Regions from separate parts of the Homo sapiens genome. Here region 2 is linked to region 1. Evidence: chromatin contacts called from ENCODE Hi-C or POLR2A ChIA-PET data. All regions are on one chromosome and are shown on one strand. The core of a region is the stretch at or near the end of the contact, and the rest is flanking DNA. Distances in the headings are between cores, read along the strand shown.

Evidence for each region. Hi-C counts contacts between places; a loop is a spot of excess contacts on that map. ChIA-PET counts read pairs that join two places held with the same protein, here RNA polymerase II (POLR2A). Pooled maps may share reads with other maps.
Region 2: a map of gastrocnemius medialis shows a loop between it and region 1 (2.3-fold over the local background). The contact joins two enhancer-like sites. A Hi-C loop is called at or near these places in 9 of 168 maps with a recorded cell type or tissue (GM11168, PC-3, PC-9 and 5 more), 8 of 37 single-sample maps with no recorded cell type and 14 of 50 pooled maps. POLR2A ChIA-PET finds 5 or more read pairs at or near these places in 4 of 52 experiments (Caco-2, GM12878, H1 and 1 more).

The regions. Positions count from the first base shown.
Region 1 is chr3:124,568,370-124,572,162 of GRCh38, forward strand. The region is part of intron 34 of KALRN (kalirin RhoGEF kinase); the gene reads left to right. The region is part of intron 2 of LOC105374076 (a long non-coding RNA gene); the gene reads right to left. Among named protein-coding and RNA genes, the nearest start is that of UMPS, 160 kb to the right of the region's middle. Within about 2 kb of position 1,606, at least 2 of the 41 ENCODE cell types and tissues checked have a DNase peak (open chromatin) inside an H3K27ac peak, as active enhancers do.
Region 2 is chr3:124,609,639-124,613,431 of GRCh38, forward strand. All of the region lies in intron 34 of KALRN (kalirin RhoGEF kinase), which reads left to right. Among named protein-coding and RNA genes, the nearest start is that of UMPS, 120 kb to the right of the region's middle. Within about 2 kb of position 2,078, at least 3 of the 41 ENCODE cell types and tissues checked have a DNase peak (open chromatin) inside an H3K27ac peak, as active enhancers do.

The DNA.
Region 1 (3,793 bases), core at 356-2,855:
TGTGGAGAAATTGGAACCCTTGTACACTGCTGGTGGGAATGCAAAATGGTACAGCTGCCATGGAAAACAGTATGGGATTCCTCAAAAAAGTAAAAATAAGATTATCATATCATCTAGCAATCCAACATCTGAGTATATATCCAAAGGAATTGAAAGCAAGGACACAAGCAGAAATTTGTACACCCATGCTCATAGCAGCATTATTCACAATAGTCAAAAGGTGAAAGCAACCCCAGTGTCCAGCAACAGGTGAATTGAATATATACATACAATGGGATACTCTTCAGCCTTAGAAAGTTAGGAAATTCTAACACATGCCACAACATGAATGAACCTTGAGGACATTAGGATAAGTGAAACAAGCCAGACACAAAAGGACAAATACTATATGATTCCATTTAAATGAAATACCTTGAGTAGTCAACTTTTTAGATGTAGAAAGAATGATGATTGCCAGGGGCTGGAGGGAATGGGGAATTAGTGCCTGTTGGGTACAGAGTTTCAGTTTTGCAAGATGAAAAATGTTCTGGAGATGGATGGTGATGATGGTTGCATGACAATGTGAATGGACTTAATGCCACTGAACTGTACACTTAAAAATGGTGAGAATGGCTTTTAAAAAGTATTGGTCCTGGGTACTTCTGCCCCAGGCTCCAATAACCAGTCTAGGTTCTTCTGTACCTGGCTGTACAGGACACCTGTGTTCCTTTTCCTGTGCACTTTCTTCCCTGGCTGGGGCTGAGGGTCTGGAGAAGCTGTAAGGAAATACCTCTCTGCTTATGAAACCAAGTCCAAGGCTTCCCCCGTGAGCCTCAGAAGCAGATGCTCTAGAGGAGAGGGACAGTGGCCCATGGCACCCCTGGCTTGTTCATGAGGAGTCCTCTCCCTGAAGGCCTCCTGATGATTTCTGCTGTTACCACCTACTTGGCCTCAGGAACAGCTTCCCCATGCTGCAGAAGGTGGTGGAGAACCGTGGATAAAACTTGGGCTCTGAAGGCAATTACCATCAACAGCCTGAGAATGCCGGGCAAGTTTGATAATGTCGACTTGTGTTAAGTGTGTCACCAACTCACAAAAATACCTAACATTTATTGAGCTTTACCATGGGTCAGGTTCTGGGTTGCTTTATGCTAATAGCAATAATATTTTCCTCATCTTACAGATAAAGACACTGAGTCTTAAAAAGATTAGGTAATATGCTCAAAGTCACATAGCTGACAAGCAGTGGGCCTAAATTTGAACCCACGCCTGTCCATTTCCCAAGGTCTCACTTTACCACTGTGTTCTACACCCTCCCAAGTCTGAAAGCCTTTGAGACAGGCACTTTAGTTTATTCTCCCATCTGACTTGGCTTGTTAGCCAGTCTAGCTGAATCTAAGAGCATTAACCCCATTATAGTTACACATACCCACCTTCCCACTCTCCCTCTCACCTCTGGCCCCAAATGCCCCACTCTCTAGGAGGAGTGGTAGTAATCAGAGACAGATTTTGTCCTGTGGGTGCTTTGCCAACTAATAAGATTCTGATGTCCTCAGCTGGAGCAGAATGACTCCAAGGAGCACTCTGGACAGCAGGCTGAGCTTAGTCCAACTCTGATAGCGGCCTGCCAACCCCTGGTGCTGGCCCAGCCTGTTCAACAGATTGTCTGCAGGATGGAAGTCCCCTGCACTTTCTGCTGCCAGGAGCCAAAATGCCAAAAAGTTCAGGCTCCTCTGCCTACCAGGAGAGTCCTCCAAAGGTCTTTCTCTACCTCTTACTTTTCAGTATAATTCTGCATTAGGAGCCCTACCCTCAGGTTTTTCATTTATGCCATAATGCCTAACATGGCTTCACTATGGGAGGCTAAAAAAATAATTAGAGGATGAATATTCCCTAAACATTTCCTTTCAGGTACGAAGTGACATGTTATAAATTGCAGCTTGCTGATTTACTTTATCCTACAGTCCTCAATTGCAGGATTGAAGTACGATCCTTCAATCCTCTTCATTTGTATAGGATTGTACTGGTAATTGACTAGATGTGAGGTAGTCCTTTGAGATTCAGAACTCACTTCCTCATAGAAGCAGAAGTATACATGGGAGTATGATCAATGAGGGTGAGAACAGGTTTCCACACTAGCCCACAACATTTTCCTTTATATTAGCATAGCTGAATTACCCTATGTTTGCAATGAAAAGGTGTGGTATGGTGTTTTTAAAAATTATAATACTGTTGGGTAAGAATAGCTGAAACCCAAAAATAATGCATTTGAATAAGAAATGTTGTAATTTATTTGAGTACTGATACTTTTTGAAGAAAAGTATGTTTAAAGATAGATGGAGAGAGTCTAAAAGGAGCTCCTTGACATTTTTCAGAATCATAAAAAGTTAGAGTTGAAACTTACTCTTTTTATAACTGGATAAAACCGGTTCTTGAATAGATTTAATTTGACTCCAGAACATTGGCTTCTTTTGGCTCCTGGGATCTTAGAATTGAAAAGCAGGTGAAAGGTGTTCTAGCTCACTCTCTTTCCAAATACAAGAAACCCCTTCCACAATGTCCTTGACAAGTGGTCAGCTAAGCATTACTTGAGCACTTCTAGGGACTGGGAGCTTATTACTTCTAGAGCCTGTTGGATTTTAGTGTAATTCTAAGGGCTAGAATATTCCTCATATATTGCACTGAAATCCAAACACTTTCTACCCACGTCTCCTTCTATTCTCCCCCGTCCGAGCCCCGAGTGTAAATCCACCAGTGCTAATTATTATTCTCCCTCTCCTTCTGATCTGTATCTAGAAGAAAGTAATACAATTTGCAGATAAAATGTTAAACACTTCTTTCCTAAGCTATATAAGCCTAGCAATTTCTCCATAAATCCTTTTATTAAACGCTTAGAGCAGAACAAAATGTTTTTAATTAAATTCAACAATCCTGACTTGTTTAAAGTGATTGTTTGTGTTTATGGATTAATAGTCCTTTCCAATGTCCTTGGATTTGAGAACTTCACAGTCCATCCTTACCCTTGAACTTTGGGCATCCCCTGGTTTCTCACTCACAGACACCTGATCTGTTGTCCTCTCTGGGCATAGAGCTTAGAGGCAAGTGCCTTCTACTCTGAGACTCTCTATAGGCTGGACTTTTTTCCTGGTTATTCCCTACAGTCATTCATATTGCTATTTGTTCTAAAGTAGCATTTTTATTACCTTTTATTCATGTCTTCCTGAATTACCTCTAGGATCCTTTCCACTTCTAAAAATGTCTGTTTTTTTCTCTCTGCATCAGGTAATTACCTTTGTTAATTTAAAGGGATTAACCAAAGTATCCTGTGTTTATTTTATTTTTTTTCTATTTTTTATTTTGGAGACAGGGCCTCACTCTGTTGCCCAGGCTGGAGTGCAGTGGCAAATAGCTGGGACCACAGGTGCTTGCCACCATCCCTAGCTAATTTTTGTATTTTTTTGTAGAGATGAGGTTTCGCCATGTTGCCCAGGCTGGTCTCGAACTCCTGAGCTCAAGCAATCTGCCTGCCTTGGCCTACCAAAGTGCTGGGATTACAGGTGTGAGCCACTGCACCCAGCCAAAGTATCCTATTTTTGATGCATATAAGCATAGCATAAATATCTTCATTTTGAGGTCCAATTTTTTAATTTGGGGTGCATGAAATCTCCATTTTTGTAGTAAAAAATGGTTGAGACTGGGTGCAGTGGCTCACATCTTTAACCCCAGCACTTTGGGAGGCCAAGGCAGATGGATCACTTGAGCTCAGGAGTTCTAGACCAGACTGGGCAACATGGTGAAACCCCATCTCTACCAA
Region 2 (3,793 bases), core at 828-3,327, 42 kb after region 1:
GCAGATGACTCAAGGCATTGCAGTCTGAGGATGAGGGCTGGCTGTCTTGCAGGCTTGAGGCCTCACAGCCATTGCTGTATTACAACACAATACTGTTCACTGCCATTTAATAGTCATTACTGTCATTGCCATTTATTGTCATATAATAAGCTGTCACTATTGGGTTAAGTAAGTATTGTTATCTCAGAGGTGGGTGGTAGTTATCCTCATTTTATAGATGAGTAAACTGAGGTTCAGAAAGGTAAAGAGGTAGAACTGGAACTCAAATCCCAAGGTCACCTCACTCTACACTTGGCTTCTGTATTCATCCATGCACACAGAAACAGGCATCTTGGCTTCCTTTTTATTCATTTAATATTTAGAACATATTTACTGAGCACTTTCTATGAAATCTTTTTTCCCCAACAAATGTTTATTGAGTGCTTTAGTTCTGTGCTAAGCACTCTTTTAGCTGCTAGAAGCACAACAATGAACAAAAACAGGGGAAAAAAATTCCCTGCCTTCATGGAGCTTTTAGTGAGGAGAGTAGGAGCAACAAATAAGAAATAAATTTCATAGTAAGTATTTTTAAATATAGTACATTAATATTAATAGAAATTTGAAATTCAGTCATGCCAACAGATGAGGAGGTGACTGAAAAGATAGTCTATTACTCACAGTTCCCCAAGAGGATGGGGCATCCCACACCGGGCCACAGAAGAAAACACTGAAGTTGCATGCAGGCAAAGAGAGAAAAGGAACTAGGGGGCTGGAGTCTTTAAGAGGTGAGGCAAGGTAAGCAGGTTTAGGACTGGCTAGTTTGAGTAATTGTAGAGGGCTCTGGGGGGACAAGGGGTTGTCCCTAGTTGTCTGATACCTGGTCCTGGGGTGATTAGGGCAGGTGGATATTGGCCCAAAAATGAAAGCTTGATAAAGAGGGTGGTTGGGGGTGTGGGCTCTGGATTGGTGGGTTTGCATAGGAAAGGTGTCGCCTCTCTCTAGATATTAACTAACCCTGGGGGGGGCGGCTATCCCTCCAGGATCAGCAATACCCCAGATATCAAAGCAAATAATACAGGAAATAAAAAGACATGGTGAATACAATTGGCTTGACTAGGCAGGGTGGCTTACAACTGTAAGCCCAGCACTTTGGGAGGCTGAGGCAGGAGGATGGCTGGAGCCTAGGAATTTGAGATTAGCCTAGGCAACATAGTAGGACCCCGTCCCTACAAAAAAAAGAAAAGAAAAGAAGAAAAGAAAATTAGCCAGGTGTGGTGGCGCACACTGTGGTCCCAATTACTGGGAAGCTGTGGTGGGAGGATTGCTTGAGCCTGGGAGATCGAGACTGCAGTGAACCAGGCATGCCACTGCACTCCAGCCTGGGCAACAGAGTGATACCCTGTCTCAAAAAATAAAGAAACAATACAGTTGGCTAGATGGCAGTAAGTGCTATAGAGAAGGTAACAGGGCTAGGGAATCAGAGTGGCAGCATGTGGAGGTGGGTGTTGTAGTTCTCAATAGGGTATCAGGGAAGGCTGTGCTGATAAGGCAGCCTTTTAGTAATGACCTGAAGCAAGAGAGAGAATGGGCTCTGTGGGATCTGGGGAAGGACCGCCTAGGTAGAGAGAGAAGTAACATCAGAGATGGGAGCATTTCTCATTGATAATGTTACCTAAAACTGTGTCAACACACCCTAGACCATAGCAGAAAGAATTAAGTTGAGATACCAGGTGACTTGTTGGTGTGGGAAATATGAGCAGATAGTAAGGAGGCATAGGATGGCCTTGTATGTGTGAGCTGGATATGGAGTGTTTTGTCCAGAGACCAGATTTGAATATCCTGATGGTTCCTATTCATCCATATGTAGTAAGCTGTTTCTCCCCATATCTGTTACTCATCACTAGAAGAAAAGGTGATTCTTGGTGCAAAGGTGATTCTAGTTGGAGGGAGATTTATCTGGCTATATAACATAGAGTGGTCAGAAATTAAAGATTGTCAATGAAAATGAATCCTATTGCATCACCTATGTCACACCCCGGCCCCTTTTAAAACACTCCAGTGGCTTCCCATTGCATTGGGGATAAAGTCCAGCTTCCTGCTGTGCCCTGCAAGGCTGTGGTTCTAGGCCCTGCCTACTTTCCAACTGCATTTCATGTCCCTTCACCCACCAGCTGCGCTCCAGCCACAAGAACTTCCTTCAGGAAGCTTGAACATCCCAAACTCGTTTCTGCCTTAGGATTTCTGCATAGTCTATGACCTTGGTAGAAAGCCTTATTTCCGTCTTCATGTGGCTGGTTCACTCCCATCATTCAGGTCTCAGCTTAAATGTCACTTCTCAGAGAACTGTCACCAGCTACTCATTCTGAAGAAGTCCTCAGGCCCTCTCTAGCCCATTAGTCAGTGTTTTTTGTTTTGTTTTGTTTTGTGATGGAGTCTCGCTCTTGTAGCTCAGGCTGGAGGGCAATGGCACAATCTCAGCTTACTGCAGCCTCTGCCTCACAGGTTCAAGCGATTCTCCTGCCTCAGCCTCCCAAGTAGCTGGGATTACAGGCATGCACCACCACATCCAGCTAATTTTTTAATTTTTTTAATTTTTATTTTTTGAGACGGAGTTTTGCTCTTATTACCCAGGCTGGAGTGCAATGGCATGATCTCGGCTCACCACAACCTCTGCCTCCCGGATTCAAGCAATTCTCCTGCCTCAGCCTCCCAAGTAGCTGGGATTACAGGCATGTGCCACCATGCCCAGCTAATTTTGTATTTTTAGTAGACATGGGGTTTCTCCATGTTGGTCAGGCTGGTCTCGAACTCCTGACCTTAGGTGATCCACCTGCCTCGGCCTCCCAAAGTGCTGGGATTACAGGCGTGAGCCACCGCGCCCAGCAATTTTTGTATTTTTAATAGAGATGGGGTTTCACCATGTTGGCCAGGCTGGTCTTGAACTCCTCACCTCAGGTGATCTGCCCGCCTCATCCTACCAAAGTGCTGGGATTACAGATGTGAGCCGTCGAGCCCAGCCGTCAGTTTAATTCTTTAAAACTGTTCAATACTACTGGAAATTTTTCTCATTCATTTGTTAGTTTCTTATCTGACTCCCTCTCTACCCTAACTAGAATGACAAGTTTCTAATTTCAGCGACTTTGTCTGTCTCCTACACTTGCTATAGCTCAGCATCAGGAACAGCTCCTGGCATATAGGAAGCACTCAACAAGCATGTGTTGAATGAACGAATAATAAAGTAGTATCTTCAAATATAAAATGTTATATAAATCGAGCCTATGGGATCCCCACTTAAATAATACAAGAGACATTATAATGATGCAAGGTCTAGGCAAGCTCCAGGAAAAGGGCATTCTTATGGAAATAGTCTGATTGAGTATTTTCTCTGCAAAGGATATCTGCAGGGATGCCTGTAGTACTGGTGACATTCCATACCAATCATTGCTGATCATGGAGCCAGGGGTTTTAGCTATAGTAAAGGAAAAGTGGCCTTGCCACCATTAGGCAAGCAAGGCAGAGTAGCAATCTTTGGGCCTTTGGTCCCAGATGTATAGTATTTGGCAGCAGAGTGGTTGCCTCCTTTAAAAAAAAAATATGTCTTACACTCCCCAGCAGATTTACACTTCCCAGTTTGACACAGCCCATACCTCTCCTGATTGTTCCGTGTCCATCTTTTCATGTTTGCCTTATCCGTTGGTCTCTGAAGACATCTGAGCTTTGACTCTTGCCCTAGGTGAATAAGTGCCCCTTTCTCTAGCAGCTTAGTGGGTACATTGGATGTTTTTCCTGATTGAAGGAAAGTTGAAATACTGCT